Regions from separate parts of the Homo sapiens genome. Here region 2 is linked to region 1. The links are chromatin contacts, found by Hi-C or POLR2A ChIA-PET in ENCODE. All regions are on one chromosome and are shown on one strand. Each heading gives the region's core, a stretch centred on a gene start or an enhancer-like site at or near the end of the contact. The rest is flanking DNA. Distances are from core to core; before and after follow the strand shown.

Region 1 (4,843 bases), core at 1,481-3,980:
CTGCTGGAATTTGCTGTGCAGAGCCATAAGCCTCCCATTTTGTTAGCGTCAGCTAGGCCAATAGGAACAGACCGGGACCTTGTCTCACACTGATGATACCTCACATGTTGACCGGCTATGTGAACTGCCTATTTCCTATGCTGGAGTTTTGATTTTTAACTAAACGCAAATCTGTAGATTCTCTCCTCTCCCATCCCAGAAAACAAAACAAAATAATGCTTTTCGAAATTGTTTCTAGGACTTTAAAACATAATGGTATATCCAAAATTCTTTATTTCAGAATGCAACAATAGATTCCATTAATATAGACTCAAGATCAAAACAGCATACCTGCTAAGCTAAGATAGATGGTGTTGATTCCACTGGGTTTTGATCAATACAATAACAAACCTTTTTCCTTTGACATACTCTGAATTTTGTTGTTTGGGGGGAGGGGGTGTGTGTGTGTGTGTGTGTGTGTGTGTGTGTATGTGTGTGTGTGTGTGTGCACGCGCAGTGTCCATCAGTATCAGTGCCTGCCTGAGTTAGGAAAATTACATTCCTGGTTCTGTATTGAGGAGAAGGATGTATAAAGCAACATGAAACATTAGCCCTCCTTTTATTTTAAAGACTAATGTTAATTGTTCTTAAAACTGGATTTTTTTTCCTTAAAGCAATTTTTTTCTTTTCGATTTAATGAAGTATTGCTAGCTGAAGCCAGTTTGACATAGAGAGATGTCAGATTGATTTGAAAGGTGTGCAGCCTGATTTAAAACCAAACCCTGAACCCTTTTAAAGAACAATAAAACATATTTTACACGCTCTTTGTGCATTTTTTTCCTCCATCCTCAAGAGTTTATGTCTGTGCTTATAAAGCGGAGTTTAAGCTGGGTGCAGTGGCTCATGCCTATAATCCCAGCACTTCGGAAGGCCAAGGCAGGCGGATCACTTGAGCCCCAGGAGTTCAAGACCAGCCTGGGTAATGTGTTGAGTCCATCTCTACAAAAAAAAAATGTTTAATAATTAGCTGGGCATGGTGGTGTGTGCTTGCAGTCTCAGCTACTTGGGAGGCTGAGGTGAGAGGAACACTTGAGCCCAAGAGGTTGAGGCTGTAGTGAGCTGTGATCATGCCACTATACTCCAGCCTTGGTGACAGACACCCTGTCCCAAAACAACAACAACAAAACCAAAATTTCACTTACATCTGTTCCCCTTTCTTTGCCTGCTATTTTCAAGGACTGTTTTGGGTCCTGCTAGTTTACTGCAAGGAGGTAAAATAGAGGCTTGGAAATTCAAAGATTTTATGTCACTGAGGTGTTCAGGAAGAGCCAACTTAACCATAGCTGGGATACATCTAGTACATTTTCTGGTTCAGTTCTTGTATACAACCCTGTAGGAATTCAGCATCTTGTCAAAGGCTTGGTTTATACCATAGATTATTATTTTTTAGAGACAGAGTCGTGTAGTGCTTCCCAGGCTGGAGTGCAGTGGCTATTCACAGAGTCAATAATCGCATATACTATGGCCATTCTGAGTAGTCTCTCACTGCACCCAGCTTATTTATACCATAGGTTTTGGTGAAGCATTGCAACTTTGTACTTGAATTCGTATTAAAGAACAATGAGGAAGTAACAGCTCTGTATTAATATATCAGGATTTGGGAGTGTGGAATTTCCCTTTCACTATGGGTAAGCATCCATCCACCCAGGTAACAACATGCTCAGATACTAGGAAAAGATACGACACTCATTTCACTTTGGAGTACCTCAGTCTGGAGGGGGTGTCAGATATGTAGACATAAAACAGTTACAGTGGGTGGTTATAGTACTATTTATAGATCATTGATCCACAGCCTGGGCAACATGGCCAAACCCCAACTTGACAAAAAATACAAAAAGTAACTGGGTGTCGTGGCGCACTACCATCTGGACTACAGTCCCAGCTACTCGGGAGGCTGAAGTGAGAGGATTGCTTGAACATGGGAGGCTGAGGTTGCAGTGACCTGATACTGTGCCACTGCACTTCATCCTGGGTGACAGCGAGACGAGTCTCAGAATTCATTGATCCTGCCACTTCTCTTCACCTCTTTTCACTTCTTCATGTCCTTCATTACCTAGCTTAGGTTCTGTGATGCACTGTGACAATCAGCTTTTCAGCCTTGCCCCATCTCTTGTTGCATTGTACTTCCCTGGCTAAAATCCATTTTTGGTTAAGTTCAGTACTCCACTTTCTGTGCACTTAAGTACTTACACAACTGAACATGCTGATTCAGTCTCTCTAAGGTCATGACCTCCCCGGGCCAGGTGGTACGCGCCTATTAAGTCTCAGTTACTCAGGAGGCTGAGGCAAGAGAATCACTTGAGCCCAGGAGTTTTGAGGCTACATTGTGAAATGATTGTGCCCGTGAACAGCCACTGCACTCCATCCTGGGCAACATAGTGAGACCCTGTCTTGAAAACTAAAGCTATGACCTCACATGAGCCTCAAAACCTCTCAATCCTAGTACATTTCTCTATCCCATTTACACTTTCTCTTAAATTTTTAACACCTTTGCCATCCTCTCAGCTTATGACTTTTTAAAACTTAGAAATAAAATTTTCACAAGCTCCTCCCATCACATCTACTCACCCACCTGCATCTGTGCTACTGTCTTTTAGTTACTATAGGCAGACTGTCCTTGCCCAATTTTTTTTTTTTTTTTTTTGAGACTGAGTCTTGCTCTGTCACCCAGGCTGGAGTACAGTGGCGCAATCTCAGCTCACTGCAACTTCCGCCTCCCGGGAGCAAGCGATTCTCCTGCCTCAGCATCCTGAGTAGCAGGGATTACAGGCACATGCCACCAAGCCCAGCTAAATTTTGTATTTTTAGTAGAGACGGGGTTTCACCATATTGGTCAGGCTGGTCTCAAACTCCTGACCTCATGATCTGCCTACCTTGGCCTCCCAAAGTGCTGGGATTACAGGCATGAGCCACTGCCCGGCCTGTCCTTGCCCTATTTAAGGCAAGCTCTTCCACTTGTGTGCTAAATTCCATCCCTTAACCTGTTCAAAGGGCCCAGAGGTGTAGCCATTTTCCTTCTCTGTCCTGCTCATTAACTTTTCCCCCTACTAGATCATTCCCATGAGCTTATAAACATGCTAGTATTCCATATTTTAAAAAAATCCTTGTTTGACCCCGCATCTGCCCCTTCAGCTGTCATCCCGCTTCTTTGCTCTTCTCTAGTACAAGTTGAGAATTATCTATCTATGCTCTCTACTTCTCTCCTTTGAGCTTGCACCAATGAGGATTTTGACTCCACAGAACAGCCCGTGTTAAAGATCGCCAGAGGCTGGGTGCAGTGGCTCATGCCTGCACTTTGGGAGGCCAAGGCAGACAGATCACATGAGGCCAGGAGTTCAAGACCAGCCTCCCAACATGGTGAAACCCCGTCTCTACTGAAAATACAAAATTAGCTGGATGTGGTGGCACACGCCTGTAATCCCAGCTACTCTGGGTGGCTGAGGCACGAGAATCGCTTGAACCTGGGAGGCAGAGGTTGCAGTGAGCCAAAATTATGCTTCTGTGCTCCTACCTGGTCAACAGAGTAAGACTGTCTAAAAAAAAAAAAAAAAAAAAAAAAAAAAGGATCACCCCGATCGATGGTCAATTCTCATAACTTTTTTTTGAGGGTCTTGTTTTGTCACCCAGGCTGGAGTGTAGTGGCATGATCATAGCTCACCGTAACCTTGAACTCGGGCTCAAACGATCCTACCTCAGCCTCCTGAGTAGCTAGGACTACACGTGCATGTCACTGTGCCCAGCTAATTAAAATTTTTTGGTTGGGTGTGGTGGCTCACATCTGTAATCCCAGCACTTCGGGAGGCCGAGGCGGGCGGATCACCTGAGGCCAGGGGTTCGAGACCAGCCTGGCCAACATGGCGAAACCCCGTCTCTTCTAAAAATACAAAATTAGCCAGGCAGGGTGATGCATGCCTGTAGTCCCAGCTACTCGGGAGGCTGAGGCAGGAGAATCGTGCCATTGCACTCCAGCCTGGGTGACGAGCGAAACTCTGTCTCAAAAAAAAAAATTTTTTTTTTTTTTTTTTTTTGGAGAGACATAGTCTTCATAGCCTTTATTTATTTATTTATTTAGGACATGGAGTCTTGCTCTGTGGCCCAGGCTGGAGTGCAGTGGCGCGATCTCGGCTCACTGCAATCTCTACCTCCTGGGTTTAAGCAATTCTCCTGCCTCAGCCTCCCAAGTAGCTGGGACTACAGGCACGTGCCACCACGCCCAGCTAATTTTTGTATTTTTAGTAGAGATGGAGTTTCACCATGTTGGCCAGGCTGGTCTTGAACTCCTGACCTCAAGTGATCCCTCCACTTCGGCCTCCCAAAGTGCTGGGATTACAGGCGTGAGCTACCGTGCCTGGCCAAAACATAGTCTTTTTATGTTGCCCAGGCTGGTCTTGAGCTCCTGGTCTCAAATGATCCCCCTGCCTCCGCTTCCCAGAGCGCTGAGATGATGAGCATGAGCCACTGTGCCCACCTTCATAACTTCTTTGACATGTCAGCATATGGTACAGTTGACCACTTCCTCTTTGAAATGCTTCATTTGCATGTAGGAAAATAATGCCCTTCTCCCCTAACCCCCCCTCAAATGTCCAGGTTCTAAATCCCTGGAACCTGTGAATGTTATCCTACATGTCAAAGGGACTTTGTGGGTGTGATTAAGTTCGGAATTTTGAGATGGGAAGAATATCTTGGATTATCTTGGTAGGCCTGATCTAATAGCATGGATCCGAAAAGCAGAGAACCTTTCCTAGCTGAGGTCAGAGGGAGATGTGTCTAGGATAGAAGGATCAGAGATTTATTTGAAGGTGGA
Region 2 (4,823 bases), core at 1,863-4,362, 80 kb before region 1:
TACTCGGGATCCAGTAGGTGACCAGCTAGTGCTCTGAAGCTTTGTATGCCATTAATTGCTTAACGTCAGTATCACATGCGCTCTGGATGATTCTCGGTGGCTCCAATGCTGAGTGTGTGGTGGTTGACTCTACTGCATCAGTATCACTCAAGACTGCTCTATCGAGTTACAATGCCTCCTCTTTGTCAGGGTCCTGGCTTCCCCCAGGGCTTGAGGACAGTATGTGGCTTTTGAACTTGCTTTTCATCGGGGATGGAGAAAGCATGCGAGTTCACCCACTGCCTCAATTGTTAGAAGTGTCTGGGCAGAATCAGGCATATGTGGCTGGCCGATGTCTCTCCCTGGTAGTTCCAGGGGCCAGCCTCGCCTTCCTGTCTGAACTCGGCAGGGACAGGCTGGCTGGGTCGACAGAGGCATCTGCCTGGCAGTTGGGGGCCTGTGAGAATAGCTCTAGTTCTCACCCAGCAGCCTGAGTTGTGGCCTGGGCAAGACCTAGTGAAGGCACACGTTAGTCACAGCAGCCTGGGTGGGGAGGGGGCAGGCATGGGGAGTTCCCTGTGGAGTTCTGGGCAGAAGAGAAGAGCTCAGCTATCACTGTGTGACTGGTAGGGCAGAGTGAGGAGGGGCGTTAGGCCAAGTGCCTCTCTTCCCCTTGGTCGTTAGTCGAGAGCCTCAGGGAAAACGCCAGCCTTCCTGATCTGATCTAATTTCGAGCCCCCCTGCTGTGTGACAGAATGATTCTCTCTGCACATGGTCAGCCGCAGATTTTTCTCAAGGTGAAAGCAATTAGGGCTTCATTCCCTCCTCCCCCAGCTGCTAGAAATAAAAGGAAGATGGAAGAGAAGCTTCTGCCAAGGTCAGCCAGAATGCCCAGTCCTGTTCCTGTAATTGGCTCTGCCACCTGCTCACACCTCTCACAGGTTGTTGTGGTCTCAGGCATTTTGGTGTCCCCCAGGGCTGAGGCAGTGAAGACAGCAGGAGCTACTGCTTTTACATCTCTCTCCAGGACAAGAAAGAGGGCATCTTCACCCTGCCCTGGGTGGGGAATGTGCAGGAACTGTGTGAGCCAGGCCTGGGCGGCACACACAGATGGAGCTGAGCTGTTCTCTCCTTTCTCTGGAAGAATCAAAACCCAGGCAAGAGAAAAGTCATTGGAAGGTGGGAGAACTCATTCATTTGGTCAACTGCTAAACCAAGCACTTTGCTAGGCGTTCCTGGTCCCTGTAGTCTTGGAGCCAAGGGGAACAGAGTGGGTGCAGGAGGTGGAGGGATGGGGAAGTCAACGGGCAGGCAATTCCAAAGGTACCAAATGTCACAAAGGAGGACAGCAGGATACCACGGGAACCTGACCTACGATAGAAATTAGGTTCTTGGCTTTTTTTTTTTCCTTAATTTTTAAATGTATTGTCATAGAGATGAGGTTTCACTGTGTTGCCCAGGCTGGTCTTGAACTCCTGGGCTCAAGCAATCCTCTCTTCTTGGCTTCCCAAAGTACTGGGCTTACAGGTGTGAGTGACCAACCACATCCAGCCTTATTTTATTTTATTTTATTTTATTTTATTTTATTTTATTTTATTTTATTTTATTTTATTTTATTTTATTTTATTAGAGAAAGGGTCTTGCTTTGCTGTCCAGGCTGAAGTGCAGTAGCATGAACAGGGCTCACCGCAGCTTTGACCTCCTGGGCTATAAGTGATCCTCCTGCCTCATCCTCTAGAGTAGTTGGGACTACAGACATGCTCCACCATGCCTGGCTAATTTTTAAATTTTTCAGAGAGACAGGGGTCTCACCCTGTTGCCCAGGCTGGTCTTGGCCTCAAGCAATCCTCCTGCCTTGCCTCCCAAAGTGCTGGAATTTCAGGCGTGAGCCACTGCACCAAGCCTACCCCGTTTTTAAGAGTCTCGGGCTGGGTAAGGTGGCTCATGCCTGTAATCCCAGCACTTTGCAGTGTAGTGGCTAGTCTCTACAAAAAAAAGTTTTTAAAAAATGAGCTGGGCTTGGTGTGGTACACCTGTGTTTCCAGCTACTTGGGAGGCTGAGGCAGGAGGATCACTTACAGCCCAGGAGGTTGAGGCTGCAGTGAGTTGTGTTGGTGCCACTGCACTCCAGCCTGGGTAACAGAGCAAGATCCTGTCTCAAAAACAGATAAAAAAATAAACAAATAGAGATAAAATCTCATGGTAAAATATTTAAAAATAAAGGATAAAAATTGAAATCAGAAGCTCCAAATTACTCCCCACCATCTTCCCTGGTGGTAACAGCTGTTAACAGAGTGTTATGTACTTTTCCGGGGGACTTTCCAAATGTATTCAAGTGTAAGTACATATACAGGGCCGTCCTCTTTAAAAACGGGGTTGTTACTACGCTCCTATCCAGCTGGTGACTTCCCCTGCCTCCACTTCACAATATACCCAGGGCATTTTTTCCATGTTAGTACAGAGAGCTTCACCTCATTCTTTTTGGTGGCTGTGTGGTATAAGGAAGTGATTTTTGAAGGGTAAAACCTGAAGAATAAGTAAGATTAGTAAGGCAAAGGGATGGTTCTCTAAAGCACTGAGCCTGGGAAAACAAAAGCAACATAGATCTCTCTAACTATATCTCCTAATGTCTCCCTTCCTTCTGCGTTTAGACCCCCCGCTCCCTCTGCTGCCACATTTTTCTCTAATTTGCAAAGCAGTTCAGCTGTCTTTGTCTTGCCCTAGCTCTGGAGAGCTTCATTCTTCATGCCAAAGCAACTTATGAAGTATTTTCCCAAACAAAGAACCCTCTACCCAGAGAAAAATTGTGCCACTCCCCTAATAGACAAAAGTAGCTGCAGGCAGTTGTGGTTTAAAATAGCAATTAAGAAAAAAAAAATCTGTTACACCATAAAGCACCTGGCAGTTCATAAATGGTGGTTATTTGTTACTAATATTATTTTACATGTGTTGATGGATGGGTTGGCTGCTGCAAGTTCCTGTCCTTCATCCTGGGGTACCCACCTCTTGCTTGGCCACTTTTCAAGTGTAGGGATGGTTGTCTTACTTGTGTTTGTACCTCTAGCTCTCAGCACAAGGCCTGGCATAGAGCAGACACTCAGGAAGTGAGTGTCGAGTTGAACACTGAAGGGCTGGGTGTGCTGTTCCAAGCAGATACTGAGTCACAGACATTGTGGGCCTGCTGTGATCTGAGCCCCAGTATAGATGCTTTGGAACAGTAGAGAAAACAATCAAAAGAGAGGCTCTTGTCCTGGGGAACTTCATCAAGATGGGCCTCATGAAACTGTCACATCATATCACAAATTGTAAAGCATCCACAGTCCCTGGATCAGTACTAATTTTGGCTTTGGGAAGAGGGGATAAACTTTCCTTCACCCCCACCTTTAGGTATAAAATAGATACGGTAATGTGCACAAACCTTAAATGAGCAACTAGATGAATACTTTCTGTTTTTTTTTTTTTTTTTTTTGAGACGAAGTCTCGTTCTTGTCGCCCAGGCTGGAGTGCAATGGCGTGATCTCAGCTCACTGCAACCTCCACCTCCCAGGTTCAAGCAATTCTCCTGCCTCAACCTCCCAAGTAGCTGTGATTACAGGCACCTGCCACCAAGCCCAGCTATTTTTTGTATTTTTAGTAGAGAAGGGTTTTCACCATGTTGGCCAGGCTGATCTCAAACTCCTGACCTCAGGCGATCTGCTTGCCTTGGCCTCTTAAAGTGCTGGGATTATAGGCCTGACTCACCATGCCCGGCCTACTGTCTGATTTTTTAAATTAAAAATATTTTGTTTTTGTTTTTGTTTTTAGTGACAGGGTCTTGCTATGTTGCCCAGGCTGGAGTATAGTGGCTATTCACAGGTGCAATCATAGCTTACTGCAGCCTCAAACTCCTTGGGTCAAGCAATCCTCTTTCCTCAGGCTCCTGAGTAGCTGGGACTATAGGCACATACCACCACACCCAACTTGAAGTTTTATACATGTATATACCTGTATAACCATCAACCAGATCAAAATCCGGATTATTTCCAGGACCCTAGAAGGTTCTCTTGGCCGCCTTTCAGACATACCCCCTGTCACAATAGAAACGATTATTTCTGACCTCCATTACCATCAACTAACTATACCTGTTTTTGAGATTTTTCTAAATGGAATTGCATGGTGTACATTATTTTTGTTCTGGCTTCTTTCACTCAATATTATAGCTATAAAATTCATCCATGTTAGTACTTAGTACTTGTTTTTTTATGTATGTGGTATAGTATTCTATCAAATGAACATATAACAATGGAGGCATTTGGGTTGTTTCTAGCTTTTGGTTATTCTGAATAATGCTGTTACAAACATTCTTTTACATATGTCTTTTTGGTAGACTCAACCATTTATTTTTCTTGGCTATATATATTTGAGTGGAACTGCTAGGTCAGAGGGGATACGTATGTTTAGTTTTAGTAAATACCGCCAGTTTTCCAAAGTGGTTGTACCAGTTTACACTCCTTTCAGTGGTGTATGAGAATTCCAGTTGTTAATATTGTCAGTCGTTTTAATTTCAAATTTCAGCCATTCTGATAGGTACGTAGTGGTATCTCACTGTTTTAATGTATCTACCCACATAGTAATAAGTAATAATATTTTTTGTTTTGAGACAGGGTCTTTTTCTGTTGCCGAGGCTGGGGTGCAGTGGCATGATCATGGCTCATTGTAGCCTCAACCTCCCAGGCTCAAGCAATCCTCCTGCCTCAGCTCCCTGGGTAGCTGGGACTGCAAGTGCATGCCAACACATCTGGCTAATTTTTAAGTTTTTTGTAGAGATGAGGTCGGGCTATGTTGCCCAGGCTGGTCTTGAACTC

The links. A loop is a pair of places that touch in the nucleus more often than their neighbours do. ChIA-PET counts read pairs that join two places held with the same protein, here RNA polymerase II (POLR2A). Pooled maps may share reads with other maps.
Region 2: POLR2A ChIA-PET joins it to region 1 with 12 read pairs in activated naive CD4-positive, alpha-beta T cell. The contact joins two enhancer-like sites. A Hi-C loop is called at or near these places in 4 of 50 pooled maps. POLR2A ChIA-PET finds 5 or more read pairs at or near these places in 13 of 52 experiments (B cell, CD4-positive, alpha-beta T cell, Caco-2 and 9 more).

The regions. Positions count from the first base shown.
Region 1 is chr1:31,902,381-31,907,223 of GRCh38, reverse strand. It overlaps PTP4A2 (protein tyrosine phosphatase 4A2), which reads left to right. Exons shown (of 6, transcript NM_080391.4): 6 at 1-803. Among named protein-coding and RNA genes, the nearest start is that of PTP4A2, 34 kb to the left of the region's middle. Within about 2 kb of position 2,730, at least 5 of the 41 ENCODE cell types and tissues checked have a DNase peak (open chromatin) inside an H3K27ac peak, as active enhancers do.
Region 2 is chr1:31,983,165-31,987,987 of GRCh38, reverse strand. No RefSeq gene overlaps it. Among named protein-coding and RNA genes, the nearest start is that of KHDRBS1, 28 kb to the left of the region's middle. RefSeq lists an enhancer at 2,566-2,635. Within about 2 kb of position 3,112, at least 9 of the 41 ENCODE cell types and tissues checked have a DNase peak (open chromatin) inside an H3K27ac peak, as active enhancers do.